Linked DNA regions of Mus musculus: region 2 is linked to region 1. The links are chromatin loops, found by intact Hi-C in ENCODE. Cell type or tissue: gastrocnemius. All regions are shown on one strand. Each heading gives the region's core, and the rest is flanking DNA. Links, peaks and the distances in the headings are about the cores only. Region 1 overlaps Sh3bgr (SH3-binding domain glutamic acid-rich protein). Region 2 has its middle 9.1 kb from the start of Gm41510.

What was found. A loop is a pair of places that touch in the nucleus more often than their neighbours do. Peaks named below come from ENCODE experiments on the same cell type or tissue, not always from the same donor. Only the 100,000 strongest peaks of a DNase experiment are listed, where the experiment ranks them.
Region 2: it touches region 1 in a loop (12-fold over the local background); 39 of 42 quality-filtered maps call a loop at or near these places.

Annotation. Positions count from the first base shown.
Region 1 is chr16:96,223,059-96,239,567 of GRCm38, forward strand. Sh3bgr (SH3-binding domain glutamic acid-rich protein) reads left to right here. Exons shown (of 8, transcript NM_015825.2): 6 at 743-823; 7 at 1,416-1,533; 8 at 5,465-5,875. The coding sequence ends at 1,502. It also overlaps a transcript of B3galt5 not described here. Among named protein-coding and RNA genes, the nearest start is that of Sh3bgr, 31 kb to the left of the region's middle. In gastrocnemius, for the core only: a CTCF peak has its summit at 7,536 (motif pointing right); DNase peaks (open chromatin) are centred at 5,560 and 7,557; H3K27ac peaks cover 1,691 bases.
Region 2 is chr16:96,334,717-96,351,225 of GRCm38, forward strand. No RefSeq gene overlaps it. Among named protein-coding and RNA genes, the nearest start is that of Gm41510, 9.1 kb to the right of the region's middle. In gastrocnemius, for the core only: CTCF peaks have their summits at 6,759 (motif pointing left) and 10,623 (motif pointing left); DNase peaks (open chromatin) are centred at 5,073, 6,730 and 10,611.

The DNA of each region.
Region 1 (16,509 bases), core at 3,717-11,716:
AAGGTACCATACCACAGGACCCAGCCTGTGGTCTGGGAGCCATGAAGGCAAGAAGGGGATAAACAAGAGACTAAAGTCATCCTGGAGTCTGGGCCTCAGGGGGGATGCACCTACCTCAGCTGCACGAGGGAGGGACTGCAAGTCCATGGCTGGCGTAGCTGTGGCTCTAACTGAAGAGAGGCAGGCTGTAGGGTGGTGGCAAGGCTTTAAGGTCTGTAGGCAGCAGCCCTGCCAAGGCCATGGGTTTGAATGAGAACAAATTGGGGGTGGGGTGGGATATGAAAGAGGAGTTGAGAGGAGAGAAGGGGGAAATGACGTCATTATAATCTCAAAATTATTTAAGAATGATCATTACTGTGCCATGGTACATATGTAGAGGTCAGAAGACAGCTCTGTGTGATCGGTTCTCCATTCCACCTTTACGTGGGGTATGAGGGCTGAACTCAGCTCATCCGGCGTGCACGGCAAGCTCTTCACTTAGGGAGCAGCCTCGCTGGCCTGTGGCTTTTATGAACAGGTTTCCAGCTGAAGTAAAGGCCCACTTAAAGGGATACAAGGGCAGAAGTGATTTATTTTATTTTATTTTTTGGTTTAAAAACTTAGTTGCTTGCATTTCTGCACTGAGTGTGTGAGAATGCCTGATGCTCTACTTGTGCAGTGAGATTCTATGCTATTATGGTTTGTTCATCTTAAACATTCAATGTAAGGCTTACTGCATTCTTTTTTCCTTTGTGGACCTAAGGAAGAAGAGGGAGAAGACGGAGAAGAGGGAGAAGAGGGAGAAGAGAGAGAAGAGGGAGGAGAGGGAGAGACAACAGGAGAGGTAAGGTCTGCCATCATTAATGGTTTAATCAGCTGAGTGAAAACATTTGCTGGTGACACTGGCGTAACTTGTTACATTCCTCTCATGTGTGTGATGGTGTGTGTGTTTGTATGTATGTGTGTGTGTGGTGTGTGTATTTTTGTGTGTATGTGCATGTCTGTGTATGTTTGTGTGTGTGTATGTCTCTGTGTATGTTTGTGTGTGTATGTCTCTGTGTATGTATGTTTGTGTGTTATGTGTGTGTATGTGTATATGTGTAAGTGTGTTTGTGTGTGTATGCATGTATGTATGTATGTATGTGTATATATGTATGTGTGTATGTGTGTTTGTATGTGTGTATGTGTGTTTGTGTGAATGTATGTATATGTGTGTATGAGTGTTTGCATGTAGGTATATATATTTGTGTGTGTGTGTATGTGTGCGTGTGCATGTGGCAATTGGACATCAATGTCAGATGTCTTCTTCAGCCACTCCCCACTGTCTTTTGTGTGGCAGGTGTCATGAGAGTCCTCTGCTTAAGTTTGGTATCTTGTTCCTGTTGTGTCTTTGGCACTTACGCTTCTCAGTAATGACGTGGCTTTGTATAAACTAGACGGAAGAGGCACCAGAGGAAGGAGCAGGGGGGGAAGCTGAAGAAGAGGAGCCTGAGGAAGAGGCAGGAGAAGGGGAAGATTCTTAGGCCTTTCAGGCTGGTGCTTCAACTTTCCCAGGTAGGAGCATAATTCTGGAGCTGAGTGCTAGCTCCTGTGTGACCTGTGTGACCTGTGTGACCTGTGTGATCTGTGTGTCCTGTGTGTCCTGTGTGACCTGTGTGACCTGTATAACCTGTGTGTCCTGTGTGACCTGTGTGACCTGTGTGTCCTGTGTGACCTGTGTGTCCTGTGTGACCTGTGTGTCCTGTGTGTCCTGTGTGACCTGTGTGACCTGTGTGACCTGTGTGTCCTGTGTGATCTGTGTGACCTGTATAACCTGTGTGTCCTGTGTGACCTGTGTGACCTGTGTGTCCTGTGTGACCTGTGTGTCCTGTGTGACCTGTGTGTCCTGTGTGTCCTGTGTGACCTGTGTGACCTGTGTGACCTGTGTGACCTGTGTGACCTGTGTGACCTGTCACAGGTCTATCTCTCCTGCTCAGCTCTGTGCACTGCAGGCTTCATTGGCTACCATGTCTATGAGTTTGCACTAGGGCATGATGGGAAGGGAATAAAGAAGGGTCAGTGTGCATACACTTCCTCCTCTACATGATATTTACTTAAGAGCTGGCACAGAAGCAGCTTCCGGTCCTGATGCCTCTACTAGCCAGCATGCTTGCATGTCCACAGCATGACTGATCTCATTACTGATGATGCTGACTGCAAATCTAATCCAAAAGTCACTGAGCTAGCTACTGCTTCATGAAAGACAATTGCTGTTGCTGTGCATGTCATCCTAAGGACTGCACAGTCTGTCTCCACTTATTAATATCAACTGAACATTTGTGTGTTCACACTGTGGACCAGGAACACTTGTGTGGACACACTGTGGACCAGGAACACTTGTGTGGACACACTGCACTAGAAACACTTGTGTGGACACACTGCTGACTAGATACACTTGTGTGGACACACTGCTGACTAGATACACTTGTGTGGACACACTGTGGACCAGGAACACTTGTGTGGACACACTGTGGACTAGGAACACTTGTGTGGACACACTGTGGACCAGGAACACTTGTGTGGACACACTGTGCACTAGGAACACTTGTGTGGACACACTGGACTAGGAGACATTTGGCTTTTGCTTCCTTGTGGTTTTAAATATCTGTTGGTGATAAAACAGTAACTATGTAATTCTCTACAGGTAGGTAAGTATCACATGAGTATGTTAATGGGAGAATGGCAGTTTACAGTGACTGGGAATATGAAGGATGTGGTGGGATCCTTAGCTACCAGAGGCTAGGTGAAAACCCTAGAAATCACCTTGTGCTGTGAAAGCAGCTGGTTTCTTGAGACACAAGGACAACACATTTGCAAAAAGGGGTTGCTGCTGTCATTGTCTTTGTGACCCACTCTGGGGCAGCAGGTATTTTAGGATCGTCCTTACAATTTTTCTGCCATGGCTTTAAAAAAATTGAAGAGTATTTTAGTCTCTTTCCTGTCTATATCACACCTGTGTTAAAAGACGTGAGTCAGACTTCCAGTTACAGCCAGGAGAGCAGCTGAGGAGGACATAACAAGGGACGAGTACCCCAGCACACAGTAGGCCATCAGCAAGACCTGTGATGAGACTTGGTCCCCGACTAGAAAAAAAGGTTCATGTAGAGATGGAAAAGGAACTCCTTGGTACTCTGATGTATTGCTTAAGGAACAACTTAAGCAATGCTGTGTAGACAACCGGTGAGGTGGGGTCTGCCATCTTGAATGGTTGGTTTAGTCAGCTGAGTGATAACATTTGCTGGGGTCACCAGTGCAGCCTTTGCTGCATTCCTCTGTGTGTGTGTGTGTGTGTGTGTGTGTGTGCGTATGTGTATGTACACAGAGTGAACATTCCATCTCAAAATTTTCATGGAAAAGAAGCTTCAAGATGGTTTGTGTGTTCTTAGGACATCTTGAAGCTGGTGGGAATGGCTATCACAGTTTGTTACTGGTTCATAAAATTATAACCTTCCATTTATATTACACAGGACTTGATGCCTCCCCCATCCCCATGTTTCTTTTATGCTGTGGATACACACCACTGCCACCTGGCCATAGAATTCTACTTAGTTTTGTTTGTTTTCTTGAGACAGGGTTCCTCTGTGTAGCCCTGGCTGTCCTGGAACTCACTCTATAGACTAGGCTGGTCTTGAACTTCAGAGATCCTCCTGCCTCTGCCTCCCGAGTGCTGGGATTAATGACAAGCACTACCACCACTACCACCTGGCCACAGACCTCTACTTTAAGGTCAACTGTCTGTCAGATTTTGGTAACAGCTCCACTGCTAAGGAATGAACTGGGACTCATTTTTGAGAATTTTATAAAATTCCATCAGAAGAACTGGGGAAAATGCAAAAGTGATAAATTTACCATCAAACTAGGAGTAAAGCAAATTGCCACAGGGCCACAGGGCCACAGGGCCACAGGGCCACAGGGTCACAGGGTCACAGGGCTACAGGGCCACAGGGCCACAGGGTCACAGGGTCACAGGGTCACAGGGCCACAGAGCCACAGGGCCACAGGGTCACAGGGTCACAGGGCTACAGGGCCACAGGGCCACAGGGCCACAGAACCACAGGGCTACAGAGCCACAGAGCCACAGAACCACAGGGCCAAGAGCCACAGGGCCACAGAACCACAGGGCCACAGGCAGCTTCCCAAATACTGCAGATCCATCACTACTCACAACACTTGTAGAGTTCCTTGAAAATTATGCAGTTCTGAGATGACGACCATGAAATCCTGAGTGTGAAATGGCACCGTGGAGAGAGAAGCCTTAGTGTGTGGTTGTTGTCCAGGTTCAACCCCAGAGTTAAAATGAAAGCAATGTGGCACTGGGCAGAGCATTTGGTGTGTTTCCCCGAGGGTTCTAGGTTGGAACCCAGCCAGTAGTAATCTGTTTCAGAGTCTGAACACCTGGACGTGAAGGCGGGACCCAGGCAGCACCGCAAATTTCACCCTTGACTCCTCTTACTTTCTTCACGTGCGCCATGGCAGATAGCAGGGTCCAAGTCCCTGGGAACCACTCAGCTTCCAGAGGCAAGCCTGTCTCTGTGCTGGGGGATTTCATACTCAGATTGAAAACGTGACCTGCTGGAGTGCGTGGCAGTGAACAGAACTGTGAAGACACTCTCTTGTGCAGTCTAGAGTTGGAATCCAAACTATGCTTGAATCTGAGGAGCAACAGTGTGTGGTTTTCAGATTCTGCTTTGGTTTTTTTTTTTTTTTTTTTGTTGTTGTTGTTGTTTGTTTGTTTTTGTCTTTTGATGCAGAGTCTCATTCTGTCACCCTGGCTGGCCTTGAACTCATGAACTCACAGAGATCCTCCTGCTTCTGCCTCCTAAATGCTGCCTTTAAAGGCATGGTGGCACAGACCCAGCATAGTATTCGGAATTGAATTCCTCCTCCTGAGGCTGGACAGATGGCTCAGTGGTTAAGAGTACTTGCTGCTCTTACCAAGCATTCAAATTTGGTTCCTAGCACCTAAATTGCCTGGGACTCAAGCTCCAAGGGATCCCATGCCTTCCTGTGGCATCCATGGGCACCCTCATATACACATGATGCACACACACGCGTACATATGTGTATAAACATACATATTAATAAACAAATAAATAACACTCCTTCCCAATGCACATGACTCAATCCTGCTTTCTAGTGGAGACTTGCACTGTTGAAATTACCCATCAGGAACTTGGCTGAAGATGCAACCGCTCTGCCTTCCACTAACAAATGGTTGGGAAGCCATAGAGAGCTTTCCTTTCTTCTGGTGTTTGGTATATGTTAGGTCTGATAACCAGTACACACCTGGCTCCGTTCTCATGATGGAGATTTATTTTCTCTTCTTTACTTGCAGCCACAAATGGTAAAATGTGGCCCTGCCTTCCTGGTTTGTGGGTTGGATAGTGAAGATCACAGTGATCATTCTGTCTTTAACAGTCTTCTCACAATATTTCCTTCCTTCTAGAATATCCGAGCCACGAGGCTACATTTGAACTCTCTCTTCTCCATTAACGCAACGAAATACTTGGCTGGAAGCCAGCACCCTTCCCTCGGCACACCTGGGTTCACTGAGGACTCACGCCCTCCCAGACAGCTAGGTGCATGTGGGTCTCTACCTCACTGTGTCAACACGAGGCTGAATGTGAAGACTGCACGCGTACGCTGCCTGAAATTTTTGGTCTTTGCTTAACGTTTGTTTCCTTGGCTATGCACAAGTAGACCTTCTCGTTAATATTCTGCAAACAGGATCTTGAGGCGTAGTTTCCCCTCTGTGACATAGCAGAAGGATTTCTTTGTGTACTGCTTGTTTTAGGCTTGGCTTTCAGAACAAAACACTTCCCAGAGAGCAATCATAAATAAAGATTGATGCCAAGAATCTACCTGGTCTTATTGTTTTTCTCCTCACCCCTTCCTGGTTCATCTCTCTGCCTCTGTGAGGACTTGAACTTGCTCTTTCTGTTCAGACTAAGTCCTGTATACCCTGTCGTGCCAATTGGTTCAGGTTTTCAAGTGATTGCTGTGCACACTCTGCAGAGCACTGACACCCACACATGCAGGGGTGCAGCTAGGACATGATGTCTGCAACTTCACGGTCTTTGTACAATTTTGGCTGCAGGAACCTCTATGATCCCCTGGCTGCCGATTGGTTTGCAGGGTCAGCAACAGCTGACTGCTTCGGATAGGTTGGACCACATCACTCTGCTTGCCTGCCAATGTTACTTTATCAGAGCTATTTTCTTCCCTGTTACATTCTGTGGCACTCCGTTTCCCCTGCCATTCTGGGCAGGGATGGATGCCTCTGGCTCTGGGGGTGGGGTAGGCGTGGGGCAGAGGTGGGGGTAAGGGTACGGGCGGGAGGCAAGGCTCCTATCTTTGCTGTGCTGTCCCCTCTTGTCACAGTCACTGTGTTAGTGTCTCCTGCAGAGAGGTCAACTTCCCTCAGCTGAGCCATGCGCTGTTTACAATGTACTATTTAGCTGCAGCAGTCAAACTCTGGAAGATAGCTCTTTTCTTGTTACCTTGGTAACAAAAAGAGACTTTTTTTTTTGAAGCAAATTAGTCCCTCCCCCAATCACTGAAGTAGCTTTCCTTTAAAAACGTTTCTCTAAGAATTGGGAACAAAACACCCATGGACGGAGTTACAAAGTTTGGAGCTGAGACAAAAGGATGGACCATTTAGAGACTGTCATACCCGGGGCTCCATCCCATAATCAGCCTCCAAGTGCTGACACCATTGCATACACTAGCAAGATTTTGCTGAAAGGACCCAGATATAGCTGTCTTTTGTGAGGCTATCCCGGTGCCTGGCAAACACAGAAGTGGATGCTCACAGTCAGCTATTGGATGGATCACAGGGCCCCCAAGGGAGGAGCTAGAGAAACTACCCAAGGAGCTAAAGGGGTCTGCAACCCTATAGGTGGAACAACAATATGAACTAACCAGTACCCCACAGAGCTCGTGCCTCTAGCTGCATATGTAGCAGAAGATGGCCTAGTTGGCCATCATTGGAAAGAGAGGCCCATTGGTCTTGCAAACTTTATATGTCCCAGTACAGGGGAACACCAGGGCCAAGAAATGGGAGTGGGTGGGTAGTGGAGTCGGGGGAAGGGTATGGGGGACTTTTGGGATAGCATTGGAAATGTAAATGAAGAAAATACCTAATTAAAAAAAATTTAAAAAAAGTTTATCTTCTAAAAGCAAGGTAGGTAAAAGACTGGTAATAGGGAAACGATGGGTGAGGTTGGCCTCTCCTTGTGAGTATGTGCACATGTGCACCCCCAAAGAACTCAAAATTCCGTGTTGAAAAACAAGGAGGACCCCTCCTCAATTAATTGACTAATTTTATGGTAATCTGATGGGATTAAAGAGCTTGATTGGTCTAAAGAAGGCCCGAGCATTCAAAGTAAGATTTTTTTTTAATTAGAAAATCAGTGACATAAAAGCTAATTTGTTTCTTTAAGCCTGAGTAGTCTTTGTTGCTCATCCCTGGGGAGGGTCCTCTGTCCCACTGGTGCAAGAACCTACCTCACACTCTAAGGACCACTAGGGGGCGACAAAACACAGGCTTCGTGGTCTGGTGCCGTGGCCTTTAGGGCCAGCTGCCTGTTTGTCCACGGTAGGGTACTTCAGGATGAAATCACTGGGCAGCCAAGGCGTTTACCAAGGAAGAGAGCAGGCAAAACTAAAACCTCTACACAATAGTGAGCTGACAAGCACGTCGTCGTTCATAATGTTTTTATTCGAGATCACGTGCAGGTCTAAAATTAAAATTTGTGCACATATGAATCTATTGCATGTAAACACAGACATATACAAAATACTGGGCTCCATGGTGACATTTTCTTTCTTTCTTTTTTTTTTTTTTTTTTTTTTGTTTGTTTGTTTTCGAGACAGGGTTTCTCTGTGTAGCCCTGGCTGTCCTGGAACTCACTTTGCAGACCAGGCTGGCCTCGAACTCAGAAATCCGCCTGCCTCTGCCTCCCGAGTGCTGGGATTAAAGGCATGTGCCAACATGCCCGGCCCATGGTGACATTTTCACACCTACCTGGCAAGCATTTTCTGCTGTTCTCCCTTATTGTACACACTCTCTCTCATGTCCCCATTCTGTCCTCTGCAAGTTCCCATGTCCTAAAAATCTTTTGTCTTTAAATGTGTATGGGTGTTTTACCTTCATGACTGTACCACATCTGCAGTACCTGGTCCCCAGGGAGGAGAGAAGAGGGAGCCACAGCCCCTAGGACTGGAGTTACAGACACCTGTAAGCCACTATGTGGGTGCCGGGACTTGATTCTTGGTTTTCTGGGAGAGTCCCCTCAAAGCTTTAAAACTTTACTAGTCGCTTATGTGTGCGTGCCTGCATTAGTTTATGTGCACTTTGTGTGTACAGGTACCTGAGGGGGCAACAGGATGGTGTGGAATCCCCAGAACTGGAGTTCCAGACAGTTGTGAACTGTCATGTGGGCAGGAACCAAACCTGGGTCCCCTGTAGGAGCAGTGACTGCTCTTAACTGCTGAGCCATGTCTCCAACCCAGTTCTTAAAAACTTCAAAGCAGGCAAATAATCCGCTTTCCCATGCTTGCCTTCCACAGGAGTCCATGCTAACTCTGCCAGCCCCATGTTGGCAATTTTGATAAGGATTCTTGATCTTCCTGGACCCTCAGGGTGATTCTGAATACCTGAATATCTGGAAACATATTCCTGACCTGAGCTAAAGCATCCTTTTATGGCTTTCTGAAGCCTATGGCTTTCTTTCTTTTCTCCCCTACATTTTTTTTTCTTCCAAAGTGCTTGGTTTTGGTGTTTTTCATTGAGTTGTGAACTCTTTTTCTTTTTTCTTTTTTTTGGTTTTTCAAGACAGGGTTTCTCTGTGTAGCCCTGGCTGTCCTGGAACTCACTCTGTAGACCAGGCTGGCCTCGAACTCAGAAATCCGCCTGCCTCTGCCTCCCAAGTGCTGGGATTAAAGGTGTGCGCCACCACTGCCAGCGAATTGTGAACTCTTTAAGGTGTGTTAGTATGCTGTGGTGTTTAAACTAGAAGCCTGGGGCTGCTCAAGCACATGGTTTCTTCTGGGATGCAGACTCAAGCTGGCGAGGACTCCAGTGTGAATGTCGTGTGGTTGGGGAAGGCTTAACGTGGGGATCCCTGTCAAGGTTAGCGTTGTTGTAGATCCAACATCTGGTTCTTGCCAGCACAGCTGCTCAGTACCTTCTCCAGGATGGACTAGTGGGAATCCAGGTCACTGTGGGAGATACAGCAGCAGCAGTGCCTTTCCTGTTAATTTTGTTGTTGATTGCATCCTGCTGTGAGTCAGGCTCCTGAATAGGAAGCCTTACATATTCATTTTTGCAACCTGGTGAATCCTGTGACAGACGGAAGGAAAACCGAGGCATCCATGTTTGTATGTGAGCTACAAAGTCTGGAAACACAAGGGCAGAATATGAGAAGAACGCCTCACCTCAGCCGCCAGCACCCCAGTCTTATTCTACTGTGGTTCCTGGCTTTGATCACAGCCCACCCTGGATAATGCTTGGCACAGACATTTGGGAGAATGCATCTTGCTCCCCAGAGCTCCACCTTTCCTGACCCTTTCTAGGTCTTTGTTCTGTCAGTAGACTCAATGTTGCCTCCAAGACAAGTCCTCTGAGCCTTGGAGTATGGGAGTCTCTGTTTGGGTGCCAGTTGGTTTCTCACTGAAGTGGATCCATTGCATTTGGTGGCTAGAACAAAGCTCTAACAACTTACTTTTTTTCTAATCTTAACAATTTCATACCCTCTAATAAAAAGAATGACTTTTTTAATGTCTTCATTAAAAACAGATAAAATGTTACCCAATAAGGAGTTACAGCAGGATTGTTGATTGTAAGTTCCAAGTGGTAGTTTTATCTCTTTCATTCTATAAGCTCATTATCAGTTCAAAGCAATAGTTTTATCCACAGGTTCATCATACAGTCACAGCAATAGCTTTTTTTTTTTTTTAATGTAATAGAATCACCCACTCCTTTATTTAGAATTCCCCACTTACTTTATTATGGTGAACACCTGTGGCCTTATCCCTGGACCTGACCTAGAATGAATGATTTCCTTGATCATTAATTTGTTTGAAACCTATTTTTCTTCCTAGTGCAATTTACATGCTTATTACACATAAGAGCTCATTGAACTCCTTTTTGAACTACACAGCCTTTGGTATTCTGTGGCAGGAGGTACATTCTGTTTTCGATTCTAACCTTAAACTCTCTATCAACTATCTTAACTTCTTAAAATCAGTTACAGGGATTCTGTAAAATCAGTATCAGGAATTATATAATTCATGAATTACCAATTTATCTAAACAGCATTATTTCATGAAAGTTCATCTTCATGTTGATCTGCAGGAAATTTGCCCAATAGGGTGGGCTAATCCCCAGGAGTCATTCATAACAGTGTCCTCTAGGTGACTCCAAACCCAGGGGAGTTGCCAACTGAAAGTAAGCACCCATTGCAAGGCTCTGGGCAGCACAGCTGTGGTTCCTCATAAGTAGTTCTGATCTCAAAAAGAATTTGTGACTATTAAGTAGGAATTATAGTTTTTGATTGGTCACTATTAATTCCTACCTAATGTGTCACTAATTAAAAATATTTTGATTTGTGTGTATGTGTGTGTGTGTGTGTGTGTTGTGAGGTAGGGGCAGCAACCTCAAGTGTTTGTCTACCATCAGGTTTTTGAGGAAAGGGGGTGCCTATTTTATTTTAGAAGTATGCGTGTTTTACTTGCATGTATGTCTGTGTACCACATGCTTGGTGCCTGTGGAGTCAGAATAGAGAGAGTTGGATCCCTTGGACCCAGACTTGCAAGCAATTGTGAGCTGCCTTGTGGGCGCAGAGAACCTGGATTTCTGTCAGAGCAACAAGTGCTCTTAACCACTCAGCTATCTCTTCAGCCTGCAAATCCCCCTCTCTTTTTCCCCTAAAACAAGGTTTCATTAAGTAGCCCTGGCTGGCTTGTAACTCAGTATGTAGACCCATAGAGATACGCCTGCCTCTGCCTCCTGACTTAACCACCATGCCTGGCGGGTGGCTCTTTTTGTCGTTCACCAGTCTGGCTGCTCCACCTGCTTCTGGGATTCTTCTGCGTTTTCATGGCATCTCACCCTAGGAGTCCTGGGCTACAGCTGCCACTGCACTTGGCTTTATGTAGGTTCGGTCCTGATGCTTACCCAGAAAGCCTTTTACTCACTGGACCATCTCCCCAGCATCTCTGTTTCCCTGTAGCTTCTTTTCCTGGGAGAGGCCTGGAGTGGACACGAAAAGGTATAAAGGTGACCACACCATAGACACAGTATTCGGAAGTACCGGAACTACTGTAGATTATTCTCCAGTGTTAAAGGCCACCTGTGATTTTTAAATCTAAGAATGAACCCAACAGACAGTGCAAACAAAAAAGTAAACTTGTTTTACATAAGATCTCAAACTGGGAAGTTCCCAAATGAATTGCAATGCTCAATTCAAAACTCATGTGGTGAGCAATTACAGATGGCTTTGCAAAGTTCTGTTTTTACATATATAGTGTGTGTGGTGTACATGTGTGTGTGTGTATATATATGTATATGTATGTATGATGGGTATATGTGTGTATGTGTGGTATATATATATATATATATATATATATATATATATGTGTGTGTGTGTGTGTGTGGTATGCATGTGTATGTGTGTGTGTATGTGTGCATGTGCATATATGTGTGTATGTGTGGTATGTATATGTATGTGTATATATGTGTGTGTATGTGTGGTATATATATGTGTGTATATATGTGTGCATAGTGTATATGTGTGTGTACTTGTGGTATGTATATATGTGTGTATGCCTGTGTGTGCATATGTGTATGTGGGGATAGGATGTGCATGTGTGTTATATGCATATGTATATGTGTGAGTATGCTTGTGTATTTGTGTGCTTGCTTCCTTGTGTCTGAGTACACATGGGCTTGGAGGTCTGTGCGTTTGTGTGTACATGGAGTGGAGAAGTGAAGACTGGGTGTTGATGTTAGCTGTTTTCTTTGACATATTGAGGTAGAGTCCCTCATTGGCCCCAGAGCTCACCAGTTTACCTAGCCTAGCTAGCCAGTTTGCAGCAGGGATCCTGTCTCCGCCTACAGAGTGTAGGTGGCCACCATACTCCACATGGGTGCTGAGGACTCAGTCCTCATGCTTTCACTCTGAGCACTTTACTGGAGAGCCATCTCCCCAGTCTCCAACCATATAGCTTCTATCTGCTAAATCAGTGTTGTATATTTGATACCGACAACTAGTCATAAAAACTAATTTGGTAGTCTGCAGTTCAATTTGAATTTTATATTTTTCCTGAATTTTTTTTTTTGTCAAGGTTTAGGGACCCACTGTGGAGGGCAAGTCTGGTAACCATGGCAACACCATTGCCATCAGCAAAGTAGCTCCCAGAACTCAAGGTTTTCCGGGTAGGGAGGTTAATTCCTGTAACAAAGGCTTTCTGTTCCAGTGGGCACAGGAAAGCTCCTGTTTGAGTTGGTGGCTGGGGTGAGCCTTCAGGCTGCTGACTCTGGAGGGAAGAACGTAAGTTGTAGCTTGCCACCCTTAGTTGTTTTATGAACACGGAATAGTGAAAATGCTTGCCAGCAGGGCATGTTCCCCAGGAACCCACGCCTCTTCGCAGCAGCGTCACAGACTCCCGCATAGGTGCTGTGCGTGAGCTCGTTCTGAACAGCAGTATCGGTTCCTTGAAGGATTTCTCAAGCGTGTGTAGCGCGCACAATAACCCAGTTCTGGAGTGTTTCAAAGGGGTCACAAAACCTATCTTAAAGTAACCCCGGTGACCAGAATAGCCTAGTCCCACCAGCTAGCTGGGTAGCTGCTTTGTCAGCTGCTTCCCACAGACTGCCGCGGCCTTAACGGTGGTTTCTGAGGGCATCCTCCGCGGCTGCACCATCAAGGTTGTTAAATGTCCTCTGACGAGCCACCTGCGTGCTCCAAACTCACAAGACAGAGCGCATTCTCCAGCTAGTGAAGTGCTTTTCACGGTGAGCATCGAGCATTTTCTCAGAAAAATGATTTCTGAGACTGTGATTTAAAAATTTAGTGATGTAAAAATGTGCCATAATTCCAGTTTGTCTTGTTCCATGGCCGTAGTTGAAATGGAGGTTACAGCACCGAGGGCAGAGCTTTGTAGGTAGAGCCCGACTTTCTTTTACGTCCCTTATCTATCTATCTATCTATCTATCTATCTATCTATCTATCTATCTATCTATCTATCTATCTTCTATGTTATTTATCTATTATTTTAATTTATTTTATTGTTTACCTAGTGTTCATCTTTCAGTTTGCTGATTTTTTTTTTTTTTTTTTTTGCATGTCCTCAACCATATTTTGTAGGAAGGAGTTCGCTCTCCACATGAGAAATGCAACCGACAGCGATCTTAGGAAGTGAGAATTGAACCACGCACAGAGACGTAGAACACGGCTCTGCTTATGAACGTGTGCCTGTTGCTGCTGGTTAGTGGGGAGTGGGGATCTGGGATGGATGTTTCAAGATTGCAAAGTAGCAGAGTGAAGTGTTAGCTCAGGTCAGGAAGAGCTATGCTTTGTGACTACTGCTTGGGGCCCCCACAGGCTTCAGAGGAGTCCGGCTGCCAAGGATATGGCACAGGAGTTTCTGTTTTGATTGGCAGGCTTGGATGATGTAAGCCTTTGCTCACTTCCCAAGATACCTCTGATTTTAATCTTATGTGCATCCACCTTTGCATATGCATAAGACTCTTAAGTAGGGGACATGTCTAACAGTTCACTCAGAGGCAGGTATCCCAACCTAGTCTAGGCCATGTGGTCCCTTTTCTGTAGTTCTGGCAGGGAGGAGGTAGGAATGTGTTTCTGGGTGTGTCTGAGTTAGAACAAAGTTGGTATGTGCACAGCTAAGGGCACCAGAGGCTGTAGGTTGTTCACAGATGACCAGAAGTATTTGTACAGGCAGAGCTCTGCCTGCCTCTGTCTCCTGAGTGCTGGGATTAAAGGTGCACCATCACCACCCAGCTTGATGGCTTGGCCTATTTTTTCCCCCAATTTTTTATTAGGTATTTTCTTCATTTATATTTCAAATGCTATCCTGAAAGTCCCCTATACCCTCCCCGCCCTGTCTCCCTTCCCTCCCACTCCCACTTCTTGGCCCTGGTGTTCCCCTGTACTGGGGCATATAAAGTTTACAAGACCAAGGGGCCTCTCTTTCCAATGATGGTTGACTAGGCCATCTTCTGCTACATATGCAGCTAGAGACATGAGCTCTGGGGGGGGGGGGGATACTGTGTAGTTCATATTGTAGTTCCACCTATAGGGTTTAGACCTCTTCAGCTCCTTGGGTGCTTTCTCTAGCTCCTCCATTGGGGGTCCTGTGTTCCATCCAATAGCTGACTGTGAGCATCCACTTCTGTGTTTGCCAGGCACTGGCATAGCCTCACAAGAGACACCTATATCAGGGTCCTTTTCAGCAAAATCTTGCTGGCATATGCAATAGTGTCTGCGTTTGGTGGCTGATTATGGGATTGGTCCCCGGGTGGGGCAGTCTTTAGATGGTCTATCCTTTTGTCTCAGCTCCAAACTTTGTCTCTGTAACTCCTTCCATGGGTGATTGTTTCCAATTCTAAGAAGGGGCAAAGTGTCCACACTTTGGTATCCGTTCTTTTTCAGTTTCATGTGTTTTGCAAATTGTATCTTATATCTTGGGTATTCTAAGTTTCTGGGCTAATATCCACTTATCAGTGAGTACATATCATGTGAGTTCTTTTGTGATTGGGTTACCTCACTCAGGATGATGCCCTCTAGGTCCATCCATTTGCCTAGGAATTTCATAAATTCATTCTTTTTAATAGCTGAGTAGTACTCCATTGTGTAGATGTACCACATTTTCTGTATCCATTCTTCTGTGGAGGGGCATCTGGGTTCTTTCCAGCGTCTGGCTATTATAAATAAGGCTGCTATGAACATAGTGGAGCATGTGTCCTTCTTACTGGTTGGGACATCTTCTGGATATATGCCCAGGAGAGGTATTGCGGGATCCTCTGGTAGTACTATGTCCAATTTTCTGAGGAACTGCCAGACTGATTTCCAGAGTGGTTGTACAAGCTTGCAATCCCACCAACAATGGAGGAGTGTTCCTCTTTCTCCACATCCTCGACAGCATCTGCTGTCACATGAATTTTTGATCTTAGCCATTCTGACTGGTGTGAGATGGAATCTCAGGGTTGTTTTGATTTGCATTTCTCTGATGATTAAAGATGTTGAACATTTTTTTAGCTGTTTCTGAGCCCTTCGATATTCCTCAGTTGAGAATTCTTTATTTAGCTCTGTGCCCCATTTTTAATGGGGTTATTTGATTTTCTGGAGTCCACCTTCTTGAGTTCTGTATATATATTGGATATTAGTCCCCTATCTGATTTAGGATTGGTAAAGATCCTTTCCCAATCTGTTGGTGGCCTTTTTGTCTTATTGACAGTGTCTTTTGCCTTACAGAAGCTTTGCAATTTTATGAGGTCCCATTTGTCAATTCTCGATCTTACAGCACAAGCCATTGCTGTTCTATTCAGGAATTCCCCCCCACCCCGTGCCCATATCTTGGAGGCTTTTCCCCGTTTTCTCCTCTATAAGTTTTAGTGTCTCTGGTTTTATGTGGAGTTCCTTGATCCACTTAGACTTGACCTTAGTACAAGAAGATAAGAATGGATCAATTCGAATCCTTCTACATGATAACCTCCAGTTGTGCCAGAACCATTTGTTAAAAATGCTGTCTTTTTTTCCACTGGATGGTTTTAGCTCCCCTGTCAAAGATCAAGTGACCAGTAGGTGTGTGGGTTCATTTCTGGGTCTTCAATTCTATTCCATTGATCTACCTGTCTGTCGCTATATCAGTACCATGCAGTTTTTATCACAATTGCTCTGTAGTAAAGCTTTAGGTCAGGCATGGTGATTCCACCAGAGATTCTTTTATCCTTGAGAAGAGTTTTTGCTATCCTAGGTTTTTTGTTATTCTAGATGAATTTGCAAATTGCCCTTTCTAATTCATTGAAGAATTGAGTTGGAATTTTGATGGGGATTGCATTGAATCTGTAGATTGCTTTCGGCAAGATAGCCATTTTTACTATATTGATCCTGCCAATCCATGAGCATGGGAGATCTTTCCATCTTCTGAGATCTTCTTTGATTTCTTTCTTCAGAGACTTGAAGTTCTTATCATACAGATCTTTCACTTCCTTAGTTAGAGTCATACCAAGGTATTTTATATTATTTGTGACTATTGTGAAGGGTGTTGTTTCCCTAATTTCTTTCTTAGCCTGTTTATCCTTTGTGTAGAGAAAGACCATTGATTTGTTTGAGTTAATTTTATATCCAGCTACTTCACTGAAGCTGTTTATCAGGTTTAGGAGTTCTCTGGTGGAATTTTTAGGGTCACTTATATACACTATCATATCATCTGTAAATAGTGATCTTTTGACTTCTTTCTTTCCAA
Region 2 (16,509 bases), core at 3,342-11,341, 110 kb after region 1:
TTTGCAAGAGTTCTGCCTGTGTTTTTTCGGTCATTGAGCCCAAGGGGTATGCTGTGGTCAGCTTTCAGGACTCTGCAAATCAACTATGCATATCTTTTCCATCTCTGTGGGGCCTGAAATCAACAGAAGGGGCCCAACTTGATATTCAACTTGGGCCCCTTCACTCCTAAGTGACATTCGGCAGGTCTCCTGATGTTTCTGGGCCTTGAACGTCTCGTCTGTAGTATAAAGGATACAGTAAAGACTCTGCTGTGTTCTAAAGCCACCAACGGAAGCAAATGGCTGCAATATGCATGAAATTCTAGGGAACAGTAGAAACTTTACTAGTATTGACCAGCGTGGTATTGGGGTGGCAAGAAGAGGGGCTGTCAGTGTGATCTGAAGTGGCAATTTTAAATCATAAGATCATATTAACTGTGTTATTAGCCACCTATCTTCATATCTGTGACTGTGGTACAATCCTGACCAAAAGGGACTTAGGGAAGTGTCTTAGTTAGGGTTTTATTTCTGTGAAGAGACATCACAACCATGGAAACTCTTTTTTTTTTTTTTTTTTTTTGGTTTTCGAGACAGGGTTTCTCTGTATTGCCTTGGCTATCCTGGGACTCACTCTGTAGACCAGGCTGGCCTCGAACTCAGAAATCTGCCTGCCTCTGCCTCCCAAGTTCTGGGATTAAAGGCGTGCACCACCACTGCCCGGCATGGGAACCCTTATAAAGGAAAACATTTCCTTGTGGCTGGCTTACAGGTTTAGAGGTTTAATCTATTATCATCTCTTCTGGCGTGCAAACGTACACGCAGACAAAGCACCCATATACATAAAGTGCGTAAATCCTTAAAAAATAACATTTAAAAGAAAAATGACAGATAAACTATCAGAGGCAGAAGCGCAGAAGTTTTTCCGGGAATTAAGGCTGGAGGGAGAAGGGAAGCTACTCATGGAAGAGATGTGCATGAAGGAAGTTTTGTCAACAGACTGTGCATTTATTCAAAACCTGAGCTGTTTGCATGCATCTTGGGTTCTTCCCATGCATTGCGGTGTGGTTGTGAAACAGCAGCCTTCAAGATTTGCTGGTCTGCAGACACTGCCAGCACCCAGGAGAGCCAGGGGCAGAGGCTGACCTTCGAGGCCCGTGTGTTGCTGACTTGAGAGAGGTTTATTGAATGAATGCGAATGTAATAGAAGCCACTGCTTTCTTAACAGGGTTAGGAAGGTTGTTCTTAGGAAGGAGCACGGCAGTGACGACAGAGAACATTCTGGGAGTCACCGAACGAATAGACAGATGACTGGCTTTGTGTGGAGGATGTAAATATTTCATCGAGAAGTACGGCGTCAGAATAGAAGTGTGGCTCCCTAAATAGACATGTGGGCACTCTCTATCATGTTCTCCTGAAGTTTCAGCAGCAGTTGGTGGCTTTCTTGCTGATGCTGAAATGTGTGACACTTTAATGCATATTCCCAAATGGCCTGTTTGGCCATCATCACTGCGTGTTTATAACTGTGAGGTCCTCCTAGACCAGGTGATATACACCAAAAAACAGCATATGGGAGGCCGAGTCAGGAGATCACAAGTTCAAGGCTGGCTATATAAAGACCATCTTAAAAAAAAAAATAAATAAAGTAAGGGCAAAGGAGATGACTTGGTGGGTAAATTACTCGGCAAGCAAGCAGGAAGACCTGAAATGGACACCAAGGCCTGAGGAGGTGGTTTAGCAGGTAAACTGCTGAGCATGCAAGCATGAAGACCTAGATTGGATCCCCAAACCCACATAAAGCTGGGCATATTAGTAGTCTTCTATAATCGTGGGTCTTCTACAGTGAGTCTGGAGGATCCTTGGGAGCTGGTGGGCCCGCTAGCCTATAAATGTACTGCCAAGCATCAGGAGACCTTCCTCAAACCAGACAGGAAGAGAGTACACACACCGAATGCTGTCCTTTGTCCTTCATGTATATACTGTGGCATGCTTACATTTACACTTAAACATGTACATACACATGCAAAGATAAAAATTAAAATAAAAAAATTGTAGCATGTCGACTTCCAAGTTCTAACATAGTACAGATCCACTTCCCATGGTCCCTGCGACCATATGGAGATTAAGGGTCTTCAAAAATGGGACCTGAGACAAAAACATATCTGTATCTCTGAATAAAAGATATTGCTATAATGAGAAAGTGCACAGGGCAATGGGTACCCAGGGTCAGAAGCTCAGGATGTAGTAACAGCCATTTCTTTCCTGAGCCTCGCGTTCTCTCAAGCTGGCTGTCATTCTTCTTCTTCTTCTTCTTTTAAAGTATCATTGTGTATGCGGTGTGTAAGTGCAGGCACACACACACCATGGTACATGCATTATTGTAGGTTCTGGGAATCAAACTCACACCATCAGGTTTTGTTTTGTTTTAGGTTTTCTTATTTGATAGGTATCAGTCTGCTTATTGCCTGCACGAATGTATTTTCTATGTACCACATGCCTGCAGTGCCCACAGAGGCCAGAGATGGTGAGAATCCCTCTGGAATTGCAGAAGGCTATGGGCTATGAACTGCCTGGCAGGAGCTGGGAACTGAACTGGAATCCCTGGGCAGAGCAGCTGATGATCTCAACCACTGAGTCATCTCTCTAGCTCTGTGGCAAGCATTTTTACCCACAAAGCATCTCTTCAGCCCCGTGGCAAGCAGTTTTACCCACTGAGCCATCTTCACAGCCCCAAGGCCCAGTTTCTCCACCAATGAATTTACACTTGGAGTGTCAGAGAGCAGAGGGAAATGGATACCTTGGGGTGATGCTGGCCAAGAGCCAGGGAGCATCATGTATCCAAGCAGGTGTCAGCCCTTGAGTACAGACTCTGTATCACACAGAGATGCTATTTGAGACTCATGGCCATTGGATGCCACCTGATGCCTGAGGCATTGTGAGAAGGGAAGACAATCTTGTTGATTGAGTTCACCCAGAGGCAATAAGGTTTACTTTAAATCGTTAATGTTAAATATTCTGTTAGGAGGAGGTTGAGGAACTCTTTAGACAGAGATTAAAAAAATCTAGATGCTGTTTTTATTTTGTTTTTGTTATTGTGGGAAAAAAAAAACCCTGACAAAAGCACTTGTCAGGGACAAAGGATTTATTTGACTTGAAGTCCTAGTTATAGTTTGTCATTGTGGGGAAGTCAAGGCAGGAAGCTTGGGGTGGTTGGCCACATCCATGATTGAGAGCAAAGAAAATGGGCACTCGCACAAAGTCAGCTAGCTTTCTCCATTCTTATATAATTCAGGATTTCCTGCTTAGGGAATGGTTCCACCCACAGTGGGAAGGGTTTCTCATGTCAATGAGCAAGCAGGACAGCTGTGCCCCACAGACATGCCTGCTGGAAAACCTGATCTAGACCATGGCTCGCCAAGACTCTCTTCCTAGGTGATTCCAGACTGTTAGATTCCAAGCTATCAATTCAATCTAACCATCAGTCGGGTATGGCAAGACACATCTTTAATCCCAGTACTTAGAGGCAGGAGCAGGCAGATCTCTGTGAGTTTAAGGCCAACTTGGTCTACATGATGAATTCTAGGACAGCCAGGGCTATGTAGAGAGAGATCCCCCCCCCCCAGCCAATCAAAAACAAATGAACAAACAAGCAAACAATTCCAACAACAACAATAACAACAACAGCAACAGCAGCAGCAGCAAAACCCAACCAACTAATCCCCCAACCAACTAACTAGCCAATCAACTAACTAGCCAACCAACTAACCACCCACCCAAACCAAACACAAACCAACAGATAAGATCTAAGCTTCACAGATGCTATGCCTGCTGTCTCTGTTGTCCCTGAATTTTGTAAATTGAGACACTGGTAGTTAAATGTCAGACACTGTGCTAGGTAATTTTACCCATTAGGCTCTTGGTTGAGCCATTTCTCCGGTCTCTGGGATTCTAATGTGCATTTTCTTTCTGAATACTGACCGATAAAACAGAAAAATAATCAAAATACTTGGATCCGACTCTTGTCTCCCTAGCTAGGTGTGAGGGTTATTCTTCATTGTCAACTTGGTTGGATTTAGCATGACCCAGGAGACAGGGCTCTTGGAGTGTCTGTGAGGCCACTCCCAGAGAGTTAAGCTTAGGGAAGACCCACCCTTCCCTCTGAAGGCACTGTCCCATGGCCTGGGATGCCAGGTCTGAATAAACACTAAAAAAACAGAGAGGGAGTCGTGTTTCCCATTCATCTCTCTTTGCTTCCTGATTGGGGACACAATGTAACTCTCCTTCTGACTTTCCCACTGATAGACTATATCCCTCAAAACATGAGCTGAACAAACCCTTTCTGTTAAGATGGTTTTGTTACAGTAACCAGAAGAGTTCTTCAAACCTGTTTAGCTGGTGTAGGTAGATGGCTGATCTAAGCCTGACCTTTAAGTTCTTTGTTATTCCATTCACCTCCCGTTCAAAGCCTGGTCTCCAGTGTTGGCATTTAGTCTAGGTTCTGCCCCACAGTTACTTGGCTACAGCCAGGTGTGCCTGACTCACTATAAAAGGCTGCTTGCCCCCTCCTCACTCTTTTGCTTTCTCCTCTTGCTCCTGTCCCTACCCTCTCTCTCCCCATTCCCCTCCACCCTCTCTCTCTGTGCTCATGGCGGCCTCTACTCCCTTTTCCTTCTCTTTCTTTCTCTCTCTCTTTCTCTCTCTCTCTCTCTCTCTCTCTCTCTCTCTCTCTCTCTCTCTCTTTCTTTCTTCCCTCCCTCCCTCCCTCCCTCCCTCCCTCCCTCCCTCCCTCCCTTCCTTCCTTCCTTCTTTCTTTCTTTCTTTCCTTCTTTCTTTCTCTGTCTCTACTACCCCTCAACTCCTCTCACCATGCCCTGAATAAACTCTATTCTATACTATACCATCATGTGGCTGGTCCCTCAGGGGGAAGGGACGTCTCAGCATGGGCCCACAGAGGCACCTCCACCAAACATATCCCTGGTTTCTCTTTCTTTTTACAGAACACAATATCCAGGATCTGCTCTAGGCCAAGGTCTCTTTGGAATGGAGTCTGGGATGGTGACTCGCCTGTAGCAGGTGGCTGGAGCAACCCTCATGGAGGCATGCCAGGAAGACTTGACATGAGAAACAGAATTACTTGATGTGACAGTTCTGAGCGCAGCTCACAGTTGGTGCTGGAGCTTGGAGAGTCATGATGTCCTGGATGAAATCTAAGAGTGATGGGCTGTGGACCTCTGTTTTAGCACCTTACACCTTAGGAGGGGGCGAGGTTGTGGGCCTTCGGCTAAGGATGAAATGCTGATGTAACTTATTTTAAAAACAGAAATTCGAAGAGGACACAGTGCGGCTCATAGCAAGAACATTCTTTTAACTACTAATTATGGCTATTCCTACCCACAGGTGAATCAGACAGGTGAATCTGTGGACCTGATATTTTTGAATAATATTCTACTACCTAGTCCAATGTGTTCTCACTGCAATGGCTTCCTCAGTAGGTCTGGGTCTGTTGTGTCCTCTTTTGATGTGTGCACTCTCAGTGTACTGACCTACGATGGTATGGGACAGAGTGTAGGAGGTAGGTTTTCTCAGTAGAGACAGCTCCAGATTTCAGGTGATTACATAATCTTTCCTCACAAATTTTGCAGGCATCACTACTTGGTATCAATGCTTGAATTTTTGCAGACAACATGTACCATTCATGGTTGGCTTTCACTCATTCACCCGTTTCTATTAAGCATGCATTTATATCCACCATGCATGCTAGGTATGGTCAGAATGTTAACTAGCTTGTGTCATTTACAATGAGACCCCTGATAAGGTTTCCTTATGATTCTGGGGTTCAAATCCAAGGTCAGGTGGCCTCATTTGTTTGGTCTTCTGGAGAAGGTTGCACGTAGCATGCTCAATGGCAGATAGAAAAGGGAGGGGAGACCAGGGTTCCACAGTTCCTTTTGAGAACATATTACCAATGACTGTAGGACCTCCTTATAGCACCTGCTGGTACCATTTCTGATGAACCTCGGGGTGTGGGGTGGGTGGGTGGCAACACGTTTAACCAGAGGCTGAGGGTGCCTTCCACACACTCATCTAAATAGGTGCCTGCTCTCGAAGAGTACAGAGTGCCTGAGCTAATCTTAGACTGGATTATGAAAGCAGAAACACACCTCTTCATATGCAAAAATAAAGCCAGGTAGGGGATAGTCATTCATTCATGGTTTTTCTATAGTAGTAGAATCTACAGCCTGTGCTGTTGGGGTGAGCATTCAGAGCATCTGACTCAGGCATTCACAGAGTAAAACAGAATGTGGTTGGTGTGTGTGTGGCGAGCAGGAAGGGAAATAGCTCTGGGATGTTAGTAAATTAAAATTTTAGGGCTGAGGCGGTGGGTCCGTCGGCAAAATGCTTGCCTTGCAAGTATGGAGACCTGAGTGTGATCCCCCTTTCACTCCAAGAAGCACATAAAAATGCCAGGGGTGTTAATTAATATGCTAGTATTCCCAGATCTAGGGAGGCAGAAATAAGATTTCTAGGGCTTGCTGTTTGGCCAGCCTAGCTTAATGGCAAGCCTGTCTCAAAGGAGGATGGCACTGTCACCAAGGAATCCACACAAAGTTGTCCTCTGGCCTCCAAGAGAGAACACACACACACACACACACACACACACACACACACACACACACACACACACACGGGATGGGCATACATTTAAAAAATAAACAACAGAAATCACTGTGTAATTTTCATTTAGTTTCTCACCCGGCAGTGCCCTCTGGTGGCAGAATGAAAGTACTTCATCCCAACCTGCACCGTTTCTGCTCGTCTGGGACAGCTACATAATTTATCATGCAAACTTAAAGAGTTTTGATTGTAAAATGGGAAATGATCAATAATTCCCTAAAGTTCCAAGTGTGAATGAATATCACTGAGAACAAACACAGCCTGGAGGGAAAAAGTGATCCTGACACCGAGTCAGCAAATGCTTGGCTCATTTCAGATGTTAGAAGGCTTGATTCTTAGCTTTCCCTCACTAATTACCACATGGCCATCATGGTATTGCCAGGTAAACTGTAGGGCAGCTAACTACAGATCATCAGTAATACACCTAAGACATCAGCAGACACCTAAGGGTGTCTCAAGTATGCAGATGAACAGCAAATATTTTTAGTATTAATATGCCCTATAAATTGTTTCATGGGACATACTTATCCTAAAAAGTATTTGCCTCTTATCCGAAACTGGATGTTTCGGGGGTGGGGGGTGGGGTGGGGTGGTGGTGTCTGTTTTTCTTTCTTCCAAATGTAGGAATTGAGATAGGAGGGCTCTAGTCACTCGCTCAATGGGCAGGCCTTGTCATCTCAGGCCTGGGCTGTGTAGCAGGACAGACGGCTGCAGCGGCACACAGAGCTCAGTGACTTGAGAACTTGTGTGGGTGCTCCCATGCTCATGTGCCAAGACAGTCTGGGGGAGGCACTCTGCAGTCTGAGTCAGGGACGTCTCTGACAGTAGTCCTGGCTCTGGGTATGAGTGCTGGGTTTGGGCAGGGGCTACCAGCTTCTAGAATTTCTATCTAAGGGACTTTGTGGTGTCAAACCTTTCTCTGACACTGTCCTTCCCACAAAGGGGTCTCTGAAACCCATTTTTTTTTGAAACTGTAGCTTATCCTCATGGCCACAACAACAGCCAGTTGTAGGGACAGCCAACTAAGGTGGAACAGTTAAGAGTCCATATTCCAGGGATGTCACAGTTGGGATCTAAGGTGCTAGTCATGGTGGAAACAAAGTTCTGGGATCTGGAGTCATCTTACCAGCAGGGAGGTGGGAAGAAGACAGAAGGGGAAAGAAGAGGGCATGAGAAGAGGAGAAGTGGAGAGAGGAGGAGCAAGGGAGGAGGGGGAAGGAGAAGGGGAAGTGGGAGATGGGGAAGAGGAAAGGGAGGAAGGGGAGGAGGAGGGGAAGAGAAGGGGAGGAGGATGGAGGAGGAAAATAGGGAGGGAGAGGAGGAAGGGGAGGAGAAGAGGAGGAGGGGGAAGGAAAGGGAGAAGGGGGGAGGAGGAGGGAAGTGAGGAGGGGGGAGGAGGAGGAGGAAGAGGAGGGAGAGGAGGGAAGGGGAAGAGCCTGAGAAAGGCATGTGTAAGAGAGCATAAGGGAGTGGCAAGGAGAAGCAAAGACCTCCATGGCCCCAGACATATGAGAAACCCAGGGCTCCATCCATGTGTCTCTGCAGCCCCACAGCTCCACAGCTCCACGGCCCCACAGTCCCACAGGCCTACAGGTTCACAGTCCCACAACCCTGCAGTCTTGTAGCCCTACAGGCTCTCTGTAGCCCCACAGCCCTGCAGTCCTTCAGCCCCACAGGACCACAGCCCTCCATCCCTGTAGCCCCTCAGCCTCACAGGCCCACAGCCCCACAACTCCACAGCCCCACAGCCTCACAAACCAGCAGCCCCGCAGCCCCGCAGTCCCACAAGCTCACATCCTTACAGCTCCACTGCATGGACCTGAAGCCATATCTCAGTCACTGTTCTATTGCTGTGAAGAGACACCATGACCAAGGCAACTCTTACAAAATGAAGTATTTACTGAAACCTACAGTTTCAGAGGTTTTGTCCATTATCACAGCAGGAACATGGTGGCATGCAGACAGGTCCTGGAGCAGTAGCTGAGAACTTCCTCCTAATTGGTAGAGAGGGGCAGAAAGAATAGACCTGGGGTGGGCCTTATGAAAAGCCCACCCCTGGTTACATACTTCCTCCAATAAGGCTACACTTCATGATCCTTCTAATCCTATCAAAGAGCTACACTGCTAAGCATTTAAATATGAGCTTATGGGGCATTCTTATTCAAACCATGACAAGCTCCATAGCTCCACAGCCCCACAGCTATCATGGTCCTACGACCATCCAGGGGAACGGTTGGCACAGCTGGAGCGCATGGTCCGCCACTCCAGCTTCCCCTCATTCACTACTACTGCATCAGAGTCACCTGTGTGGTGGAGTGTTATCTTCCAAGAACAGTAACTACTGCTGTGAGCAAGGGGAGGGCTCCTCACGATGTCCCCTGAGAGTTTGTCACCGTACCCTGTTCTTCCCAGTCAACTGTGTCTAATTCTGCCCAAACTGCAAGTGACCTCGTGCTCTCAGAGGGTGGACTGTGGAAGGTGGAGGGAAGGACTTTATTTATACAGCTGTGGGGAACATCATGTTGGGGTAACATGTTCCGAAGTATGGTTGTTGGCATTTAGTCTAGACTCCACTCCACAGTTACCTGGCTACAGCCAGGTGTGCCTGACTCACTATAAAAGGGGCTGCTTGCCCCCTCCTCACTCTCTTTTTCTTGCTCTTACTCTGTCCCCTTGCTCCTGTTCCCTCTCTCTTCCCATCACCCCCCCCCCCCCATGTGCTCATGACTGGCCTCTTCTCCCCCACCTCCTCTGCCTTTCTTTGTCTCTACTACCATCTCAACCCTCCTCCCCATGCTCTGAATAAACTCTATTCTATACTACACCAGCTTGTGGCTGGTACCACAGGGGGACCCATGCTTCAGCGTGGGCCCACAGAGTCACCCCCTTCTCCTATACCATTCCTTGCCTCTACCAAACATGTCTCTGGTCTCTCATCTTTTTATAAAACACAACAGCGGCTGCTTTGGGGTTCCCTGTGTCCTATAAATAATCCCAAATCCATGATGTTTAAGTAAGTGCAATAAATTTTGGTGGGATGGCGCTTTTGTTGTAGAAATTGTTTAATTCCAACCCAGGGTTTGTATCCTGCCTTTGACCATTTAGTTCCCTGATAACACACACACACACACACACACACACACACACACACACACACACAACCTTTATATTTACAATAAATAGCACAAGAGCTGGGTGGATAACTACCCTCTATGTTATTAGAGCCTACTTTCTATCGCTCACCCTGAATTATTACTTACTATTTACTACGTTTCATCTGGGGTGCTCCTAACTCCAGTTGGCCAGCCCTCAGGGCCATGTTTTTATGGCTTACCTAACCCATGGCGGCTTCCTCCTCCCTTCACCTTCTTTCCCCCTTGTGATCCCCCTCTGATCCCAAGCCAGTGAAACCTAAACCCCACCTATGTGTCTTCTGCTGAGCTATTGGCTGTTGGCATCTTTATTTACTAATTAGAAATAACTTGGGCAAGGTCACTTAGCTTTTAAGGGCAGACTCTCTGTCTCTGGGGCAACCAGTCTTGGAGACCCAATATTAGCATTAGAATATAAGCAGGATCAGGCCAACCTAAGCTGGGCTTGTTGCTGCCTTGTTCGGGCATGGGGGGGAGCAGGTGTTTGTATCTCCCCAGAAAGAACTTCACACAACACCCCTAAATATGTTTCCTGAAGACTTCTTCCCAAACACTAGAATCCCGGTAAACGAAATACTATAACCTGCCTTCAAAACTCGTCTAAATGTTCTCCAAAGGCATGCCCACCCTCCCTAAGGCCTCCTGCTGTTCCCTCAGGTCCTCCCTTCTTGGTCCCTGCGCCAGTGTCTTTCAACACCGTGGAAATTCCTGTCTGTAGCTTCTTCTCATGCACGGGCCAGCTCAGCTGTCTTGAGTGTGTCTGTGCACTCAGGCTGGTTATCTTACAGCTCTGGTTAGTGAGGTCTGTCGCCACCTAGTGGCCGTCTAGGGTGAAAGGGGAACTCGATCCAGAAGAGAGGTGGGTAGTGGCATTTTCTTGCCTGCTGAAGAAGTAGCGTCACTCATAAAAGCACCAGGAGGCTCAGAAGATCCCCGACACAAGTGGGATTTGAAGCAGGATGTGGAAGAAGGCGAGATTCATATTTGCAGACTGACAAGCAATCAGCTGTGAAAATACCCACCAACCCATATGGACTCATGTTTTCCCCACGGTTTCTTTCCCTGCCCACAGGAAACTGCCCAACCCCTGTTGCACTTGCGTCTTGTGGCTGCTTGTCCTCTAGGCTGCCTGGCCAGGCCACTGCAGTTGGCCCAGAGATGGGGCTTCATACTTAGATGGGTGCATTAGAGTCCCCTTTATAGAGATCTAAACACAGGACCTGAAGAATGAAGCCAGGGAAGTGGAGAGATGGTATTCTGCACAGTCATGAAGACCCCAGTCTCACCATTCTTCCTTCTTCTCATTCCTTTTCCTTCTCCTGACCAGAGAGCCTGCATCCAGTCTCTTATTTACTAAAGCTACACCATCAAGGGTTTCACTATTGTTAATATTTTTTGAAATCCTTAAATTTATATAATATTTCTATAAATCCCAGGTCATTAGTTCCAATTCCTGCTTCCTTAAAACAGAAACTAAACACAGAGCAAAAGCATGTTTCTCTATGGTTTTTACACAGCCTGTTCTTCACAGGTAACTGGGCACAGCTCTTGCGGTTTCCTGGTACAGCAGACAGCAGTCTTTAACAGCAGTAACTGTTTTCATGTAAGAACAGAAAGGTGACAGACTACTAGGGTTTAAATAAGTTCTTACAAAGTTTTAAATTTTATGTAAGTAAAGCAGCAGGCTTTCTCTAATATCTCTCTAGGAACTGTCGTCTTCAATCCTTCAAGAAACTAGGAGGACAAAATACTCATGTTTTATACGCTTGTACATCATGTTTTAATTCTCTAACCTTTGTTTCCTATCCTGGCAATTCTGGGGTCTCATATACTCTTCTTCTAATGCTATTTGTTTCTACATCATATACAAACCTTCCTCCTGTAAAATAAACCCATCATCATTGCTCGTTTTCTATAGATCCCTTCTTTTCCTATCCATGCCTTTTCTTATTGAGACATTTTAACTCTCTGTCCTTGATGTCCCCAAGGTCACCCTGGCTAATTAATGCAGCAGTCATTGGACTGAAAGGCACATGTATCTCCTCACGATTCCAAGTTTTAAGGCCAAGTCTCACAACGAACTATTTCTGCAGCGAACTGTTTCTACAAAGGACCATGTAGGCTTCTATGGCCTCTGTGGTTATGTCGTTTAGATTCTTTCCCATGGCCTTAAAGGCCAAGCAGAAGGCCTGTTCCTCATCCTCCACAGCCTCATGTCCACCTCCATTCCTCATTCCTGAGAACTGGATCTGTTTATTATGGAGTGATTAGCTCTGAGTAATGGAGAAAGCATATTCCCCAGAAAGCAAGATTGAAAGTAATATAGAAAAGACAGTATATCAGTTTCAGGGCAACAACACACTTGGGGATCAATGGCCTGGCAATGCTCTAGGGGCGGGAACTGTGTCACCACACCTCCCAACACACACACACACACATACACACACATTTACACGCACATACACATATGCACACATTCACACACACACACTCACATACCACATACACACACCACAACACATACACACACTCACATACACACACACATGCACACACTCACATACCACACACACACACCACAACACATGCACACACTCACATACACACACACATACACACACTCACATACCACACACACACACACACCACACCACACACACACACACTCACATACACACATACATTCACACAATACACACACTCACACATTCACACTCACACACACATACACACATGCTCACACACCACACACACATACACACACATACCACACACACATACACACACATTTACACGCACATACACACATGTACACACTCACACACACATAACACACATACCACACACACACACACACACACACACACACACCACACACACTCACATACACATACATACACACATTCACACACACATACACACACTCACACACACATATACACATACACACTCACACACACACCACATATACACACACACTACACATACATACACACACTCACACACACACCACACAAAAATACACACACACATACACACACACATACACACAGAGTGAGAGAGAGAGACTGAGAGAGAGAGAACGCTACGCTGCTTCTGGCATGAACTGAAGTCCTCTTGAGCAATGAAGAAGATTCCAAATTGAGACTAATCCTGAGCCATAGGTGACATTCATGAATAAAACATTAGTACTGAAGGACCTATTGCCACCTTATCAGGCTGTGAGCAAGTAGGACAAGGTGTTAGACTCCTTTGGACATTATTCTTCCTCTGCTCCACACAACTTGTGGTATGCTGTGATTCCAAACAGAGCTGAGGAGTCACTGCCTTGGGATCTGGGGCACTGGGCTCTACTCCTGCGCGTGAAACCCTGAGCTGTTCAACCCTTGGCGTGTCAGCAGCCAAGATGTTTAAACATGCTTGGAGGAATTCATAAAACACAGCTACTGTAGGAAATGCTAACAGTTCATAAACACTGTTTAGTGTTAAGACTTCGGATGCCGCTAGCCCTACTTAAGGGAAGCCAAAATAGTTTCTTTTGTTCCGGGTAGGATCAATTTTTTTTTTTTTTTTTTTTTAACATTGCAGGAGTTTCCCAGTAAGGTCTCAGCATTTGAAAGCAGCAGGGACACAGCTTTCTTTGTTGCAGTCAAGATAAAAGGGCTGCTGACAGCTTCAAACGGGCAGGGCAGGAAGGATCCAGATGTTTATGATGGAGCTTCCAGATCTGGAAGTGGATAGGATTTCTCCTCAGCGGGCCAACCAGGATTCCTCTCTAGGACCTGAGTAGACAGAGGGTTACTGGTTTCCCGAGCGACCCATAAGTCACCCTCTGGAACACAGACATACGATTTTGGTCTTGGTCACTAGGAGTCTGTGTAAGCGTGTGAAGGAAAGGCACAGCCGGCGCACCGTGTTCATGGCTTCACAGATCGTAACGTAAGCAAGTGTGCAGTGAAACCACCAAGTGGACCACTCCTTGGCTGCAAAGAAAGGTTTATTGGGCAGGGGGGAATTGGAAGACATCATGACTACCTCTTGGAGGAAGAGAGAATTGCAAAAGGTGGGGAGCCTTTCTGATTTTAAAGAGACAGGCAGGGACAGGAGGCAGCCTGTAAGATGGAAGTTAGGATAGCAACGGGGGAGAAGACTCCAGGAGCTAGTGTGTGCAAGCATTTCTGCTCGGATGGAAGGGCATCCTGGGACTTGGGAGCCCAGGGACCATACAACTCAGCAGAGGCGTTGCGGCTCCCAGGGGAGGCTCAGGAACCTCAGCTCCACTCCTCTTCGCTTCTTCTCTTCTTGGCTTCTTCTGAGAAGAGAGTCACACTGGGCAGGAAATCTCATGAAAAAGATTTATTGGAGGGTCAAGGGTGTGGAGGGATGAATACAGGGATTCTGTCCCCAGAAGTGGGCAGCAGGGAATTGGACAAAGGAGTAGCGCTTATTCTTAGGGGCTGGAGCTTGTCAGGCCAGAGATTTCCTGATTGAGGATTGGTGGGATTTCAAGTCCTGAGCTTGAGGAGCTCAGGGATTGGTGGGGTTTCCTGTTCAGGAATTGGTGACTCCCCCGCCACCCCCCCTCTTTTTCCTGCAGTGGGACCATGCGTTAGGGTGGGAAGTCCTTCCGGGATGCAGCAAGCTTTTGCTGAGGAGCCATCTCTGTGGGGCTGCTGGGAGTCCGGGGTGGAGAGGAGGTGCTGCCGCTATGGACAGACAGCTCCTGTGGGAGAGCTCCTTATGGTGTTTCACTAAGGCTTTAGGCTGAGGCCAGAAAGGTGTCTTCACCGTGGCAACTCCTGTCGCTACTGTGAAAGCTGCAGCCTGAGAAGAATATGGTGCTGCCGTTTTGACAGGAGCCACCATTTTCGCATCTTACCATAGCCATGGGCTGGGGTGGGAAGCGAGGGGCCGGCCACCACTTTGAAGGATTTTGCAGCCCACTGCTTAGGGACTATAGCTTGGGGGCTTTGGCATCTGTCTATAGGTCCATGCTAATAGGGAACTAGATGGCCCATTGATAGAGATACAAGTATTGGCTCTTCCTGACAGACAAACCCGGTCACAGGTTTCTGAGCAAAATTTAGCTTAAGCGTTTGCTTACTAACTGGCTTCCATCCTCAGTCGTCCAACTGCTCATACAATGCTAGGGAAGGGATGGCTGCCCTGGCAGGGGTAGGTGAGGGTTTGGAGTCATCTAGAAGGCACACTCCTAGCCTGGGTTTGAGGATATTTACAAAGAAGACTGGCTGAGGTGGGAAGCCTACACTCAGAATAGATGGCACCTTCCAGCTAGCAGTCCAGTTATAAAGAGGATGCTGTAACCAAGAGACCTAACCCAGTGGTTTGCACGGAGGAAATGCCATGAAGAGGCTTCAAGACATAGACCCAGGCATCTGTGCCCTGGATTCTATCTGTGGAGAAGCATTTCTCCCAGGCATCTTCAGATGTTGGTATCCACAGACCTTTTTTGTGGTATTGCATCTATTTTTCTAGTCTCTGTCCGCCAGAGCCTGGCTTTTTCTGGGGTCTCTCCACATGGACTTTCTTCCCAGTGTCTGAGGCTTACTATTTTAACCTTGTTTGAACTCAATTACTCAGGAGCGGTTCCATTTCTAAATAAGGAGGCATCCACAGGTACTGGAGGTTAAGGCTCAGGCATGGCTGTTTTTCGGAGTTGTGTTTCACCCACAATAGCCTGTTTGATAAATGTTCCTATCTGAAGCCAGAGTAAATTCAATTCTCCTCCCCAGAAACAAGAAGAGTCCCTCCACAGCTAACAAAACATCTGTGGAGTTTTGTTTCCCTAGCAACGAGCAGCTCTGGTGCAAGTACCTATGGCCATAAAAGGATGCCATACTTATTTCTCAGTGTGCATACCTGTGCTGTGGCAGTCATCAAGTCATGTCTGAGGCAAGATTCACCAGTAAAAAATAGAACGAAATAAACTAGACTAGGAGCTCCCAAAGGCGATCTCTGCTTCTCTCTCTTTTGTTTTCAAAACACATTCTGCCTTTGAAATTTTGAGATTATCCTCATGGCTAACTCTCATTTTACTCTGTGCCAATTGCTAGTGTATGGACTAGGTGACTCTCAGGAAAATTGGTGTGTGTGTGTGTGTGTGTGTGTGTGTGTGTGTGTGTGTGTGTTTAAAACTCCTGGGGTAGGACCCAGGGCCCTGTCAAAGTCCTCAAATGTAGTCCAGTCCTCTGGAAAACCTGGAACAAAACAGCATGGTTGCTTGAACTTTTTCCTGGGGAGACAAAAACCAAAAACCTCCTCCAAGTTACTAACCATGATCCAACCCAGGGAGTCAATGAGTTTATGGTGCTTATAGAGTTTGGGCAGAGGATTATCTATATACAGGGTGACCTCAAAGGAGTCTCCCAACCTGAAAGACTCACCTAGCAGGGATGATAGCTTCTTAATGGCTGCATAGGTGGGGAGGCCCATCATTTAACCATCCCCAGTCAGTATATTCTAGCAGCTGCTGAGACCACAAGGCCACATATGATTAAAGCAGAATCCTGAACAAGTGTGTGTGTGTGTGTGTGTGTGTGTGTGTGTGTGTGTGTGTGTGTGTGTGTTGTAGGAGGCAGTGGCTGAGATCTTAAGTCAGTTTCTTATGACTCTCTCTACTCCTCCCTATGGGGGATGTTAATAGGTTCTGCTAGCAGTCACAGCCACTGCTGATGAACAGGTCAAA